Linked DNA regions of Homo sapiens: region 1 is linked to region 2. A link is an interaction called in ENCODE POLR2A ChIA-PET data of the cell type or tissue named here. Cell type or tissue: GM12878. All regions are shown on one strand. Each heading gives the region's core, and the rest is flanking DNA. Links, peaks and the distances in the headings are about the cores only.

Evidence for each region. ChIA-PET counts read pairs that join two places held together with the same protein. Peaks named below come from ENCODE experiments on the same cell type or tissue, not always from the same donor. Only the 100,000 strongest peaks of a DNase experiment are listed, where the experiment ranks them.
Region 1: POLR2A ChIA-PET joins it to region 2 with 5 read pairs; 3 of 35 experiments call an interaction of 5 or more read pairs at or near these places.

What each region holds. Positions count from the first base shown.
Region 1 is chr2:213,005,152-213,009,151 of GRCh38, reverse strand. IKZF2 (IKAROS family zinc finger 2) reads left to right here. Exons shown (of 9, transcript NM_001387220.1): 9 at 1,068-4,000. The coding sequence ends at 1,792. Among named protein-coding and RNA genes, the nearest start is that of MIR4776-2, 81 kb to the right of the region's middle. In GM12878, for the core only: no CTCF peak of the experiment used is centred there; no DNase peak of the experiment used is centred there.
Region 2 is chr2:212,946,863-212,960,048 of GRCh38, reverse strand. The region is part of intron 2 of LOC102725082 (a long non-coding RNA gene); the gene reads left to right. LOC107985980 (a long non-coding RNA gene) reads right to left here. Exons shown (of 5, transcript XR_007088067.1): 4 at 12,993-13,138; 5 at 12,400-12,585. Among named protein-coding and RNA genes, the nearest start is that of MIR4776-2, 27 kb to the right of the region's middle. RefSeq lists an enhancer at 6,456-6,555. In GM12878, for the core only: no CTCF peak of the experiment used is centred there; a DNase peak (open chromatin) is centred at 6,618; H3K27ac peaks cover 554 bases.

The DNA.
Region 1 (4,000 bases), core at 1-4,000, 54 kb before region 2:
TATGGGAAGCTAGCAATGGGTGTACGTACCAGCACTATCACATACACATGTCTAAATAAGAAAGGATGATATAAAAATGAATATTAATTTCAAGAAGCAAAACAATGAGACAAGATTTTCCGAGTTTATGAGCAAATACTTTTTGAAATAACTCTTAATTTTATTTTTAAATAACCCTACATTTCATTCATTTTTATTAGGTGGTACTACTTTTAAAAGTATTTTAATAATGACTTTTAAAAAATCTCCAGAATGACATATATGGGTTATATATATTTTTTCTGAAATAGTGGCCGAATCAACCAACTTAACCCTACACAACAGTGAGGTGCCATATGTTATAACCAGATCACTCTCACTTTTATGATCTTTGTAGCTTGGTCACTAATGTTTAAAATATGCAAAATCAAGCATAGTCTCTGACTTGTTTTTACTGGGTATTCTTCCTCCTATTCTCCTTGAGCTCTATTCAAGTGAGAATTTTAAAAGAAAATGAAAATATGATAAACTCAATCATATCTTTCAGACTAGATGCATTCTCATGATGGCATCAGAACAAATGCAAATGGCTTACAAAATTTTTATTGCTTTTATATTTTTTTCATGTCAAGAATATTTGTGGCCAGACCCAGTGTCTCATGCCTGTAATCGTAACACTTTGGGAGGCCAAGGTGGGTGGATCACTTGAGGCCAGGAGTTCTAGACCAGCCTGGCTAACAGGGCAAAACCCTATCTCTACTAAAAATACAAAAATTAGCCAGGTATGGGGGCGCATGCCTGTAATTCCAGCTACTCAGGTGGCTGAGGCATGAGAATCCCTTGAACTGGAGAGGTGGAGGTTGCAGTGAGCAGAGATCACACCCTGAGACTCTGTCTCAAAAAAAAAAAAAATGTGTGTGAGCATCAGCAGAATTGCCCAAATACTTGACTTATAGAGTAATATATACCAAATTATGAAAAATGGAGGCAATCAGTCAACTTCGTACCCTTTCATATTTTTAATCTGATACTAATGTTGTTGTATTTTTTTTTTTTTTTTACTTCTTTCACCTCCCACTCCCTTCCAGGGGAAAAGCTCATGCGATTCAGCTACCCAGATATTCACTTTGATATGAACTTAACATATGAGAAGGAGGCTGAGCTGATGCAGTCTCATATGATGGACCAAGCCATCAACAATGCAATCACCTACCTTGGAGCTGAGGCCCTTCACCCTCTGATGCAGCACCCGCCAAGCACAATCGCTGAAGTGGCCCCAGTTATAAGCTCAGCTTATTCTCAGGTCTATCATCCAAATAGGATAGAAAGACCCATTAGCAGGGAAACTGCTGATAGTCATGAAAACAACATGGATGGCCCCATCTCTCTCATCAGACCAAAGAGTCGACCCCAGGAAAGAGAGGCCTCTCCCAGCAATAGCTGCCTGGATTCCACTGACTCAGAAAGCAGCCATGATGACCACCAGTCCTACCAAGGACACCCTGCCTTAAATCCCAAGAGGAAACAAAGCCCAGCTTACATGAAGGAGGATGTCAAAGCTTTGGATACTACCAAGGCTCCTAAGGGCTCTCTGAAGGACATCTACAAGGTCTTCAATGGAGAAGGAGAACAGATTAGGGCCTTCAAGTGTGAGCACTGCCGAGTCCTTTTCCTAGACCATGTCATGTACACCATTCACATGGGTTGCCATGGCTACCGGGACCCACTGGAATGCAACATCTGTGGCTACAGAAGCCAGGACCGTTATGAGTTTTCATCACACATTGTTCGAGGGGAGCACACATTCCACTAGGCCTTTTCATTCCAAAGGGGACCCCTATGAAGTAAAGAACTGCACATGAAGAAATACTGCACTTACAATCCCACCTTTCCTCAAATGTTGACATACCTTTTATTTTTTTTAATATTATTACTGTTGATAATTCTTATTTTGTGGAGGCAGTGTCATTTGCTCTGCCTAATTACGATAAGGAAGAAACAGAAGAGAGAAGGGGCGGGAATATTGTTTCTTTATCACCTGGCTTGTTTATTTTGTGGGAATTTAAGAGCAGTCCATTTCTACCAAGGCATATCATGCTTTGAAAAATCACTTGATTCATAAAGATTCACCTAAGAGATTCTGATTTGCCACTGATATTCAGAATTATGATGGAAGACAGGAAAGTTCAGAGTTTTCTGGGTAGGACTTTGGTGGTTTAAAAATGGTATAAGTAACTTTATTCTTGAAAGAAGAATGTGTTTCAAACTGTAAACCAATTTTTTGTTCTTCAGAGATCATGGAACACAAACACATTGTTATTTTCAGTGATAACTCCTAAGAGGAGCTGAGTTGTTGTGGGTTCTATGTTTACTTCCCCTATGGAATTTATAATTCAGTATGTTTTACACTGTACCATATAGCAAAACTTTTAAACTACAGGTAGTTAAGGGCCACCTACAATACATCTGAGGTCCTGTGATCTTATTTTTCTAAACGTAAGCACTGTTTTTCCATAGTTTTGATGACTGGCATTTTATAGACACCCTGGCAGCCTTACTTTTAACACCTTTAAGGAATAGTATTTTTATGTAGTTTTCAGAATAACATATGGTCTAAGAGTGGATAAAAGGCAGTCAATAATTTCTGGGAGGGACTTCTACTTTCATAAATTTGTTTGAGAGGTTTTCTTTTAAAGTTGTAATGTGATGGCAGCATAGTATATGTATTTGTTTCTAAAAGTATGCTTACGATTGTCACTTTATCAGCATTTAATCAGTGTTAACCAGTCAGCAGAAAAATATAATTATGCTAACAGTAGGGGGAGAAAACCCACTTAGAAATCCCTTTTCTGGTATTTCTCTTTTCACTAGTTTTTTTCAAGATGTGACCTCCCGGTGTTCTGTCCATAGTTCATTCATCCTTTACTCTTCGAGTAGAAGGTCTTAAAAGTCTTCCTGTCGGCTGTTTCTTTCAAAATCTCCTCAGAGCAATTGCTAATTTGGCCTGAATCTGGTAACTTGAACCCTGTAAGGTTACAGAACTAGGGCTATTTATTTTAGCATTTCTTCAGTAGTATTTACTACTCTTGTTGCAAAGAAAAGGGAATGGGACTTCTTTGTAACCTGTACCTTGGACAACAGATAAAAGAAACAAAAAAATAAGAAAGTTTACTTTTACCCTTCTTGGAGTCTAGAATGTGACAGAACCCCCAAAGGAAAGTCCTGCACATTTTTCTGTTTCCAAAACATTTAATTGTGTAAGTCCTTGTCAGAAATGAATCTCAATCCCTTAGTATAGAATTCCCCTTACATGGTATAGGTTGCCATATTTCATGTGCAGATTTTAATTTCATTTATGTGGGCGCTCTGTTTTTTCTTTGCAGTCCAGCCACATTAGAGGGGAGGAACCGAGTGATATTGATTCAAGTCATTTTAGGGGGACATACTTGGAAGGCAGAACTTGCTGCTTCTGTTTGGGGAGGACAGACCTGACTGTGACTGGATTATCTGATAACCATTTGTGAATACTGAAATTCTGTTAGGCAGTAACTGATAACTGCTCTAAAGGATCATTAAATAGGATGCTGAAATTATGTATCTTAATACAGTGTGGTATGAGAATTACCAAGTCAAGAGAATTGTGGACATAAGCAAGTTTGGCCCCAATACTGCTCTTAACTCATTTTCCAGCTTACTATTTGCTATTTAAATGGTAGGCACCAGCTAAGCACTTCTAAGCACTAACACAGCTAGAACTAGGCAAAAATGGTTAGAACTCAGCTCTCTTCTACTAGTCCCTGTCATAATTATTTTTGGGAAAATGTCCAAACTGCCCCCTTTAAATCTAAGGGAATGCACCAAAACAGAGATATATAGAATGTCAACCATTTCATTTTTTTTTTTCTGCATGCCTTGGTACATAGTGAACATACAACCTATTTAAAGATAAAGCATGTTTTTGAGACTCGCTCACCCCCCCCCACCCAACCACTCCCAAATAATAATTGGGATGCCATTTTTT
Region 2 (13,186 bases), core at 4,498-8,497:
GGATACTTGGGAAACTGTTGTGACCCACAGAAAACATTTTGCATGGCATCTGATAAGGAGGCCACAAATTACAGTCTTCAGATGTGAAATCACCTGGGAATCTCCTAACATCATTTAACAAGTGACAAATAGCCAGGGCAAGGAACAGGATTGCATTCCTCATTAACCAATCAGGGCCATTTGGTAACTGGGATATCATCTGGAAGGAACAGATATCCAAGATGCCTGAAATGTAAAGTGCATTCAGACTTGCTTGCCTGGACAAAGCCCCAGTAGAAGAAAATGTATAGTACAGATACTTGGATGCCATGTAAGGAGTTACTAGCCAGCTGGGCAGAGTGAGTGACATTTGGTTGAGGCAGGGTGTGGGCACAGTACTCCAGGCAATCTGGCTTTCATCTTCCCTCGTATTTATTTGGCAAACTCAGCCATCATTCCTCACTACTCCCCCTCATATCTGAAGCAGTCATCTTGGGGTGAGAGGATTTATTATAAATTTCACATAGTGTTACTTAAAGAGCTTTCCAAGGGAAATAGATCCTCCTGGAAAACATGCCCAGGTCAAAGAGGAATATAGTATGGCAGCACCAACCCTAACCTGGCCTGATTGACCTCAACTATTTCTGGCTTCCTTGTGTCCCTGAGATCTTCCTTTGTACTTCTAGACGAGCCCTAATCATGTTGCAGCCTCTTTAGGTAGGGAAGAGAGAACACACTCACTATGAGATAGAAGCTCCATTTTCCTTGGTAAGCTGAGGTGCTATGAAGGCTAGACAGAAGAAAAGCATTCAGTCATCTTCACTGTTTACTGCCTCTATTTGGGGGGAAGGCATCATTTCCTCATTCTGATAAAGGGTAGTAAAGAGAACATCTATTCCCAGATGACTCATTGGTTTTTAGCTTTCTTTGTCCCTCCCATGTCTGACCGGCTTTATTCAGGACAAAGTTGGGGAATCAGCTGTAAGGAATTGCCTGGTGCAACTTAGTTCAAAGAAGGAAAGATGTGTGCTCACACACGCACACAAATAAGTGGGAGCTGCTTCGTTCCCTCAGAGTCACAGTCTTATGATTTCCTTTGTGCTTTAATCAGGACCATAAGTAGGGCATGTGACTAGGACAAGGAGGTTACCGTTTGAAGGTGGTAATGGAATAGGGTTACATTTGTTCCATTTCCTATGCTCTTTACATTCACGAGATCATTATCATGAAAACGGATTTGTGCTGTGCCATTTCCTGTTCTTGTTACAATCTTTATCATGACAAGAAGGTACTAGGTTTTAACGCCTGGTGTTACATTTAACTGTTTTTAATAACTGCTATGTAGTATGACTTTTCTTCCCATATTGTGTTGTCTGCACAAAAAGTAAAGGTGATGCAGTCCAGGAATTTGAGTGTTGGTTTACTGAGTGTCTTGAGGCTCTGAAATATCAGGGTAGGGGACACATCTTCTTCTTTCGATATCCCAACCTAACCAACAGAACTTTCACAAGAGGCTCTGACTTGCTACTGCATCTTCCACGTAGATTTCAGATGCCCACTTTTCTTATCCCTGACTCTTTATAGTCCAAATGACACTTCTAGTGACAGTCAGATTGTATAACTTAAGGGGCAAGGCAGTACAGTTTCCAATTATCATCAAAGAATTTCCCCAGCATTACCATGCTGAGACTTCAGGCTGTTGATACGGATTAGATCAAAAATAGAACATGGTATAATAAGAACCTTTGCTTCCTGGCATGGGCTAGAATCAGAATAGCTAATGGTACAACACTTTCAAGCTCTCCTTTCTTTAAAAGTAGGTTTAGTCCTTGTGAAAGCTGCTGAGTTGACAGCTCAGGATACTATGGATAGAAAAATGATAAGCTTTCCCTCCCTGCTTTTCCCAATATACCTTCGGCCTGCCCTGGAGGGAATGTCTCAAGAAGAGAAAGGTTAGTTCTTTTTCCAGGTACTTTTAATCTTTGAATTTGGGAGTAGGAGGATTATCCAAGCTGATTATAAAGAATGTTTCAAGATGGGGCTATGTTTCTCCTAAGAACAAAGCTAAAATTGACAGATCATTTCATTCAGGCAACTACAAAACCACCCAGCTAGAATCAGTTTTGAAATCATGTGTGTCTTCTCATAAGGGACCTCCAGAGCTCTCCAAGTGAGTTTTGCAATGGCTTGTGTGTGGTTGAAGTTTTAAGAACTCAACCTTTTGAGGAAGATAGGGTACAGCATTTGCTTCATAGCTAGTGCTAATGAAGAACCAGTCATTGCTAATGCTGACCCACCTGCATTTCTTCATAGCCACCAAGCTCAGAGCAATGGAGCTGACTAGGAGGAACTAAAGACTTCAGTGATAGGTTGGGGTTGGCAGGGTAGACAAAGTCTCCCAAAACTTGGTGGAATAGAGCTGAGAATTCCACCCCTTCCTTACACAAGCCTTATTCATAAACTTTGGGGTGGGGATCCATTGATGCATTTCAGGGGAGTTATGAAATTCCTGAAATTCTATATAAATTTCATTGTAAGCTAATGAACTATTTTTTTTCTCTCCTGAGGGTGTGCCTTCCTAGCTTTTATCTAATTTTCAAGGAGCTCTATGACGTCCCACTTTTTAAGAGCCACTGCTTTAGATAGTCAAGTCTCTTTCCTCCAGTCCTGGGACCAATTGTCACCCGACCCACTCAGAAGACACTTAGAGAAAAAAAGGCGTTAGATTACTGATAACACTTAAGTTGATTTCTCATTTCCAAAAACTTGACTCCCTCTCATTCAGGCTGTTTTCTTATTTGCTAAATATATTTTTATCTTTGACTTTGAACTTTTTGAAATGACATGTGTATAATGTATTTGATGTCTAGAATAACATCTTATAAAGCAAACTCTTTGACTACATGCATAATCGTGGCTTGTTCATCTGCCAGCACCACCCACCATAAGGAAAGGAAGGGTTCCCTTAATAAGTACTACCTTTTTAAGAAAGTGAAACTAAGAAAAATTTCACCCAACTTATAAAGGATAAAAATCCATTTTTAAATATAGCAATTCTCCTCTCAGAAATAATCTTGAGTGCCAATAAAAACATAACCACATTGCTTGCTCTTATTTAAAAAAAAAAATAGAAAAGAAGCTAAAGAGAACAGCTCCTCCTTTTCCACCGAATATTGTTCTGGGGAGTTCATAAGGTCAGGAACTTGACACTGGTTTCGGGTGGAAGCCAGTCAAGCAGGATTTCTTTGCCCTCTGGACAAATGGTTGGCCTACTTCAGGAATTTTGAGTAATTATTGCTGCTCTCTTCAGCCAGGAGAAATGTACTTTTCACAAAGAGAAGAGCTTGTGGCATTAACTTAATCCCACTGCCTGAGTGCACAAAATCAGTTTTGCTCTGCAGAATTATAGTTCCTAATTTATGAATATGAGAATTATTTCATCTCACCCCTTGGGTCTTTGTGAAAATGAAGCACTCATGGTGTTGCCTAGAGCATGATGTGATGCCCAGCATCATGTACTTCCTGGAGGATATCACTTCATAAATGCAAGGTACTAAGAGGAGCAGATTGCTGTTCCTGGTATGTCCAATGCTGTTTTTCACTAAGAAGTATAGAGGCAGCAGTTTTGTGCCTTCAACCATGCCAGTCAAGAATTTTGAATTTTCACTCTTTCCCATTAGAATTACTCCTAATCATTCCCATAAAGACACATTTGCAGTAGCTGAACTCTGGAGCATCACAGTCAGACATTTGCAATGAGATTATTATGGTATTGTTTTGAAACAAGTAGTTGTATAAACTAAGTGTTTCTATGATCAAGTTCTTGAACAAAATTATCATCTAAATTAATTTGAAGAGGACACGGTTTTGGCAACCACTGGCCACAATTGCCGGTAGCCCTATTTTCATCAGAAAAGCAAAGGTCTCTTCATATTTAACTCCCTCTTAATATCCCTTGGTGGTTTCTATTGTTTTGGAATCATTCTCTACCATACATAACAAGTCCTATGAACCATATGGGATTACCTGTCCAAATTCCCAGGGAACAGGGTAGCTGTGAGTATTTTTGTATGCCCCTATAGCATTGCCATAATGCCACCTCAGATTACTAGAGTAATCCTCACCAAAAACCCTCCAGGCAACTAACATGTCAGGAATTATTCTACTTATAATAGGAGGCCCATTAACACTGAAAAATAATATATTATTTTTTCACATGCACACAAATATATTGATTCAAATGTGTGTACATTTTGATCTAGTATTAACAATCTTGCCTATGTTTTTTTGGTAATCTGAGAGTTTTTGTATTTTTTTTAATTTGAGAGAGGGAGTATTGTGTATTTTTTTTTTTTGAATTACAATCAATCCATAGCATTTAGTTGGTCTTTCAGCCCAAGTGAAACAAACACAACACCAATTCCTAACTTTTACGCAGCCTATGCAAATGACCTTCTATCCAATTAAGCAGGCAGCAAGCCTAGTATTTTAAGTAGAGGTAGTTTCTCAATACTTTTTGACCCATGTTTGTGGATTGCTTTAATGTCATTTCACTACTAAAAAAGAGTTTCTAGATTAAAAAATAGTTTATAGTTTAATTCTGTGATATTACACAATTTGGCTTGGTGTCTAGTCACTCAAGCTTTTCACTTGTATTTTTAAATTACCATTTTAGGGACACAGTAAGAAAAAACAGCTTTAATGGCATTTAGTTATTTTGAGCTCATTAGATATAATTAAAAGTCTACAAGGAAGCTTTTCAAGTCAGTACCCAATTATGGGATTTAGCTAAACTTTTGAAATATGACAGTTAAGTTTGTGGGCATGCTGTACGTCAGAATTTTGCTTCTTATACCCTATTTGGGCCATGTGAATTCAGACAGGCCCAAACTGAGGAATCCCAATTTATGAACCTTCACTTTGTTTGCTCAAACTTGAGTGTCCAGATTTTTTAAACAGCTTATCATAGAAGAAGATTTAACAATGAGATCTGTTCTCTTAACAAATTTTAAAGTGTTCAATACAGTATTGTTAACTACGGGCACAATGTTGTACAGCAGATCTCTAGAGCTTCATCTTTCATAACAAACCTTATACCAACTAAACTTTCCATTTCTCCCTCTCCCCAGCCCCTGGCAATCACCATTCTACTCTCTTCTTCAATGGTTTTGACTATTTTCAATACCTCATATAAGTAGAATTATACAGTATTAGTTCTTCTGTGATTGGCTTATTTTACTTAGCATAATGTCCTCAGAGTTCACCTATGTCATGACATATGGCAGGATTTTCTTTTTTCAAGGCTAAGTAATATTCCATTGTATGTATATACCACAATATCTTTATTCCTTCATCCTTTGATGGACATTAAGAGTTTTTCCATATCTTGGTTATTGTGAATAATGCTAGAGTGAACATGGGAGTGTGAATATCTCTTTGAGATCTTGATTTTAATTCTTTTGGATAAATACCTAGAGTAGGATTGCTGGATTATATGGTAGTTTTGTTTTTAATTTTTTCAGGAATCTCCATACTGTTTTCTATAGTGGCTGTACTATTTTACATTCCCACCAAGAGTATAATAGATGAGGGTTCCAATTTCTCCACATCTTTGTCAATATTTTTAATAACACCCACCCTAACAGGTATGAAGTGATATTTTATTGTGGTTTTGATTTGCATTTCCCTGACGATTAGCAATGTTGAGCACTTTTTCATATACCTGTTGGCCATTTGTATGTCTTTATGGAATTTATAGAATAGACATTTAAAGAAATGTCTATTCAAGTCCTTTGCCCATTTTTAAAATCAGGTTATTTGGTTTTCTGTTTGTTTTGTTTTTGCTACTGAATTATAGAAGTTAAGTGTCTAGATTTGATATTCAATGAGATATCTTCTAGGAAAATGATTTTTATCTGTTTAAAAATACTTTTGTTGGCACCATTTAAATGAATATTGGGAAATATTTTTCTTCTGTCAAGAAATGTTGGTATTAGAAGTATCAATAAAACAAAATTAAGTTCTTTGCTAATTTTTGTAAATTAAGTGATGGTGTTAGCTCCATTATACCTCCTTGATTCCATGAGCATACCAACATTATAGAGCCCTCATATAGAAAATGTATAACCCTCCTATGGTGGCCAGGGAGTGTGCTACCTGAGCCTCTCTCTAACAAAGGCCTTGCTGATCAGCTGCCAGGAATGCAATTAGGTGACGGCCTCCAGCTATAGCACCTTTGGGATCCACCACAGCATTTAAGCTAAGGCCAGGCTTTTCCTGACATAACTCCTAGGTAAGGACTGAGCACAATCACTACAACGCTCCTGATTCCCAGCCATTCCAACTCACAGGCTCCCCTGTGGGCAGTCTTTATGACAGAGCTCCCTGGTTGGGCTGGCTGAGACTTTCTCAGAGCTGCACCCTAATCACAGGCTTTTCCTACTTAATCCTCCTTCCTGCCCCTCACCTTTCACACATGTCATGATCTGAAGGCTTTCCCTGTCTACTCCTGCTCCTTCTCTCCCTTATATTTCAAAATCATTATCCCAATAAATCTCTTGTACTTCTGGTTTCCATCTTGAGGTCTGCCTTCCTGAGGTCCTAACCAGCACACCTCCCCTGAGTCCCAAATGCCTTTCTAGCTATAGTGCCATTTCTTTTTCTGCTCTACAATAGAACTTCTCACGAGAGTGGTCTAATCTGTGGCTTTCACTTTCTACTCCCTGCTCACTTGTTAACCCCCATCTATCTGTCTTTCATTAGTAATACTCCACTGAGAAACTACCATGAAAGTCACCACCTTACTTACCTCCATATTATAAATCCAACAGGTATTTTCCTATCATCTTATTTTGTCTCTCAGTGACACTTGATATATTTTTTCTGTACCCTCAGAAAAACAAAACAAATTTTTCACTGTCAAATCAGAGAGGTGATATCAGGTTGTTGTTAAGAACATAGCCTCTGGATTTAGATAGCTTTGATTTGAATCCTACATCTGCCACTTTTGAGCTGTATAAAGTTGGGAAAATTGTTTAACCCCACTGTGCCTCAGTTTTCCTGTCTGTAAAATGGGGGTAATAATAGTACCTACCTTTTGAAATTGAGGGGATTGAATGTAAGGCAATCACAGCAGTATTTGGCACCGTGATTGCTAGTCGTCGTCGTCGTCGTCATCATCATCATCATCATCATCATTATCATCATTCAAGGACACATGTTTTTGGTTTTTCTCCCCCTTCTCTGTGTGCTCCATCCCTATCTTCTTTGCTAGTTGCTTCTTACAAATGAGACCTCTAAATGTTGAAGTGCTCCAGAGCTTGATCTCTAGCCATACTTTTTCCTAGCCCTGTGAATTTGTATACCACCAGATGCCAATTCCTCCTAAATGCGTCTCCTCAGCCTTGACCCAAATCCAACAGCATATTTGACATTTTTACTTGTATAAAAATGTTTTAACATACCAAAAACAAGACTCATGATAATTCCCCATCTTGTCAAAATCTGTGCTAAGATTCCCCCATCCCCAATTTTCCTTACTTGCTCAAGTTGAAAATCCAGGGGTCTTTGATTTTTCCACTTTTATCTGTCAGATTTGATCCTTCTGTAACTCTATTTCTCCTACTACCTCCTTGGTCTAAACCAGCAAGTTTTCCCCCATCTCTAGCCTGGATTACTGAAATGACCACCAATCTGAGCTTCTAGCTCTCACTTTTTTTCCTGTCTGCAGTGGATTAAGCACCCAATTGCCAAGTTTATCTTTTGAACAGGCAGTGAAATTATGTTTGTGTTGTTTTGTTTTGTTTCGAGACAGGGTCTCACTCTGTCACCCAGGCTGGAGTGCAATGGTGCAATCATGGCTCACTGCAGCCTTGATCTCCTAGGCTTTAGTGATTTTCCCATCTCAGCCTGCTGAGTAGCTGGGACCACAGGCACACACCACTAACCCTTTATTTATTTATTTATTTATTTATTTATTTTGTAGAGACGGTGTCTTGCTATGTTGTCCAGGCTGGTCTAGAATTCCTGGGCTCAAGGGATCCACCTGCCTTGGCCTCCCAAAGTAAAAGTATCTTTATTTTCCTATTTAAAATGCTCTTTCAGCTTCTGATTGAATTTAGAATGAAATCTGAACACTCTTCTTTGGACTACATGATGCTATAAGTCCTGGTGACAGTCTCCCACTGTCTCTTTCTGCAGTGGATTAAGCACCCAATTGCCAAGTTTATCTTTTTCAACAGGTAGTGAAATTATGTTTGTGTTGTTGTTTTGTTTTGTTTTGTTTGTTTTGAGACAGGGTCTCACTCTGTCACCCAGGCTGGAGTGCAGTGGTACACTCACTGTCTCTTGTCAGTGCCCCTCACTGTGCTCAGCCAGACTGGTGCACCCACTGGCCTTTAAACACCCTAAACTCCTATCTGCTTCAGGGGCCTTGGGTTTGCTCTTCCCTCTAAATTCAGTGCTTTTCCTTGACTCTCCCAGGCTGGCTACTTTAACTCAAATTTCAGGTTTTGACTCAGAGGGCACCACCTCTGGGAGGCTGCCTCTGACCAGTTATCTAAAGGAACATCCCTATCCTTGATTATTCAGCCTTTTCTACCATTCATGAAAAATTTGAAATTATCTTGGTTGTTTATTTCTTTGCTTGTTTATGATCTATCATTCCACATTAGAATTTAACCCTCTTGAAAGAGAAAGACCTTGTCTTTCTTGTTCATACTTGTATGCCCACCACCTAGAGCAGTACCTGGTACACAGCAGGCACTTAATAAATATTGGCTGCATTAATACATGAATGGCTGAATCTTGGCAGACAGCAGACAGTTTTACAAAGCAATGACAAGATAATGATTCACAATTTAAAGAGACCACTCTGGATAATAAAATATAGACACAACTCTTATTTTCTGCACTAGAAATTGTAGATGTCAGATAGCCAAGTGGCAATATTAAAAATAGAAACTATTTTAATATTCAAAACATTAAAAAACTAATATCTTTGTCATGGACTGCTATATGAAGTTCAGGTTATGTTAAAGTTTATGTAGATGTTGGGATGAGGGGACATCAACATTTCTTAAATATCTATTATGTGCCCTGAACTCAGCTAGGGTATTCACATTAAAAATTTTCTACATGTACATATTTGTTAGAATATGCTCATTTTCTACATTTATCTTAAATTGATTAAAATAAGCCATAATATTTATATATAAATAGAAAATAGAAATTTCACATTAATTCTTTTTATGATTATAAAATGACACTTGAAATCTAAGTAACATAGATTATGGCACCTTAAGATAATTTAGGAAACTATAAAGTTACTTTTAATTGGGATGTAATGCATTTTACATTTTAGCACATCATAAATCAGGAATAAAAATTATGCTATATTTTAAGTAGAATACTTTCCTGAATACTTTTAGTGATTATGTAAGGCAAAGGAAGGTATTTAAAAGATAAAAATGACAGCAACCAGCTAAGCCAGGTGATTTACTAAGTACTTGGCCAGTAGGGTTTCAGTGAGATAGCCAACTGATCATTTAACCAATTTAAACAACTGAAAAAGTTTAGGTAACTTGTCTAAATTCACTCAGGTAGTAATCATCTTAGCAAAGATTTGCACCCAGATCACTCTGATTTCAAGCTCTTAACCCATTGCTAGGCAATGGTTCAATAGCCTGTAAAGGTAAATCACCCTAATGAGAAAAAGCCAAGTTCTTTACTGCCGTAGCTGCAGCAGTAAAACCCACAAGGGATTTTTCTCTTGGTTCAAATAATATTTTATTAGAACTTCAGTTATAAAAGTCTGTGATGAGACCTGGATCTCTGCAGAGTTGTGGGTGAAGTTCTATGGGAATCCTTTGGTGTATTAGACGGCAGCAGACTCCCTTGGGTGTCTCACTTTCATGAGCACTAGAAATTCACACAAGTGCCAGTGGGAAGATTTGAAAGGCTCCCAGAGCTGACCCAGAGTCTGAATGCCCCTTGCCTGTACTTCCTAGTAGGAGATTCTGACTTGATCAATTCCACAGTTTTGATCATAGCCAGCAGTGACTATACATGGTGTGCGGGCAGTACTTAAAGCTCCCTGAGGGATGAAATGCCTCATCACTCAGCAACCACTTTGGCAAACTAAAGGGTAACATTCATTGGCTCTGAACAAGTGAATAAGAGAAACAGCTCCCAAATCTCTGGAGGAAAACATGATAGAATAAAAAAAAAAAAAAAAAAAAAAAAAAAACTACTGACTTAAAAAAGCCCTTCTAATCCAATCTTAAAATTTTCACAAATCCATGTAATAACTACAAATCTATTTGCAGTTGGAAATCCAGACACTTTAAGGAGGGTCTCAACAAAGTCATGTTTCAAAACATACCAGTTATTTTATTCATTCATTTATTCAATATTTACTAAGTCCCTATTATGTGTCAGATACAGTTCTAGGCCCCAAGGATACAGCCTGAACAAAAAGTCCCTGATCTCAAGGAGAAAGAGAGATAAATAGATAACATATCAGGTGGTGATCAGTGTGAGGAAGAAAAATAAAATAAAGTAAGAAACAGAGGACTGGGAGGAGGGAAATGGATACTGTTTCCTCATGGTAGTCAGGGAAGGAAGGTCTATTTGATAAAAGACATGAAGAAAATAAAGGAGCAAAACTTTCTGACCATTTGTGGAAGGAATAGCAAGAGCAGGATGGTGCATGAGCCATTTATAGAAATCAATGTGGCTGAAGCAGAGTCAAGTTGGGGAAGAGGAGGAGCAAGAAGTACCGTGGAACCAAGGCAGATGCCACTGTGTGGGCTTCCCTAGGACTAAAGCTTTTACTATGAGTGAGATGAAAAGTGATTAGAGGGTCTTGAGCAAAGGAGAAACATGATGATGGTTCATAATGTAAAGGGATCATTCTGGATAAAAGATTATAGGAGTTAAGGTGGACGCTGAGAAATCAGTAGGAAGCTACTCCGATTGTTCAGGAAAGAGTCAATGGTTTGAATCAAGGTAAATGCTATGATGGTCATGAGAAATGGTCAGATCTAGATGTATTTTGAAGGCATAGCTGCCAGACTTTGCTGATAGCTTAACTGTGGAACGTGGCAGATAAAGAGAGTGGTTTACGGATGATCTGGGGCCATTTATGCAGATTGGGAAAATTGGAGGAGAAACCGTTTAATGAAGGTAAAAAAAAATTGAGTTCTTTTAGAGACCTGTTAATTTTGAGACAACTTTAGATAGCCAAATGGAGTAAACAGTTGGATATAGACACCTGGATTTCAGGGGATAGGCCCATGCTGAAGATAGCATTTTAGGAGTCATTCACAATATGAGGATGTAGTTAAACAGGGATCTAAAGAGATCACCAAGGAAGTGAGGCACAATGGTAACAGCTAAAGTTGAGAGAATATTTAGTATGTGCCAGGCATTATTCTAAGGCCTTACTTATATTAAACTCAACCCTCATAGCAGCACTATGAGGTAGATACCATTATTCAGCACTTGAAGAAACTGAGGCACAGAGAGGCTAAAGTTAATCTTTTCCAGATCGCAAAGCTAGATAAGTGGAAGTGGCAAGATTCAGACACAGACAGGTACCAGAGTCCTCCACAGAGGAGCAAGGTCCACATTGCCACTTTCAGACCTTGTTTCTGCTTCAGTGTCCTGTACTCCCCTCAGTAATGGTCAGAACAAAGAATAAAAACAAAAATCAGAGTTTTGTACCATTTAAATTCTAGGCTCACACAATCATTAACGCTAGAAAAGGGAAGATTCATAAACAAGCTGTTAAAAACAAAACACAACAGTCAAACAAACCTTCCCTTAAAAGAAAGGCAAACAACCCAAGGAAAGAAACTAAGATACTTTTTATCTTATTCTATTTACTAGATTTCATCTATAGGTTGTAAGATGCCTTTCAATTTGAGAGATCTAAAAGCAGGAGGAAATGTGTCTTAGAATTAATGAAATATGACATTTAAACTTTTTTCAGCAGCCTGCTTATTTTGTTGACTATGCTCTAAGCATTATTTCACCAGGAATGCATTGTTTTTAATATGCTTGCCATTATAGTAGACCACAATGCCTCCTCTATAATAGAAATGACTTTCTTTTCTAAAAATAATATTCAACGTGAGCAGTAAAACCTTCATTTTTAACCCTCTAGTTATCTTATTGTGCATAACAGTTCAGAGTGATGTTCATAACGATGGCTGATGATGGGCACAAGAAACATGTATAATTTTATATTTTTATTGAGAGTGGGATCTTTATCTCATTATCTTGATATTGCTAATATAGCAGGGGCTTGCCAAATCTTTACTAAATTAAAATATAGACATTTCAACTTAAAATATTGTTCCTAGTGTCAAAATATTACCATGTACATATGCAAAATTCATATACAATGCTCACCTTTTATCACTTTTGAATTTTGCTGATGTGCCCAAGTGCAATATTCATGAAAATAACCATGTTATTTTTGCTGAGTTAATGTGTATATTTATCAAACTTCTTTATCTTGGGTATCTCTGGACATGACCAAACAGAGCATGCAGCATGCCACTAAAGAAGTTGTTGCCATTATCCAGGGTTGGCAAAGAGGAACTGCAAAGAGGCAAACAATTAAAACAGTAGCACAAACCTTGAAAACATTATGCTAAGTTAAATAGTGGTGATGGCTGCACAACAATGTGAATATATGTAATGCCACTCAATTGTGTACTCAGAAATTAATTTTGCATTTTATATATATATATTTTACTGCAATAAACAAAATGAACACAAACTGTAGGGAAGCTACAATGCTACATTTCTCCATTCTTACTTAAGTGGTTTTCTAAAGACTTGGCAGGAAAAGTGGGAATGCATGTACCCACTTATAGAAGCATATGTGCACACATCTACCGGCATAACATGCTTCTTGTCTCCAAACAAATGATTTTCCCATCTCCTCCAAAGCCAGCATCAACCCTGAAATTTGGTTTTTAGTTTACTTCAAACATGCAATTTACCGATTGATTTTAGGATATCTCTTCACTCAGTACTTGCTTACAGACCCCTGGAATGAAGGCCTGAATTTGCCCTGGGTTGAAGAGGCCTCCTTTGAAGTCATGAGCTGTTTGTCCTTGGGTCATTTACAATGGGACCTCATCACCTGCTGGGAGAATATGAGAGGCTGTTTGAGAAAGTCTTAAAAACAAAGTTT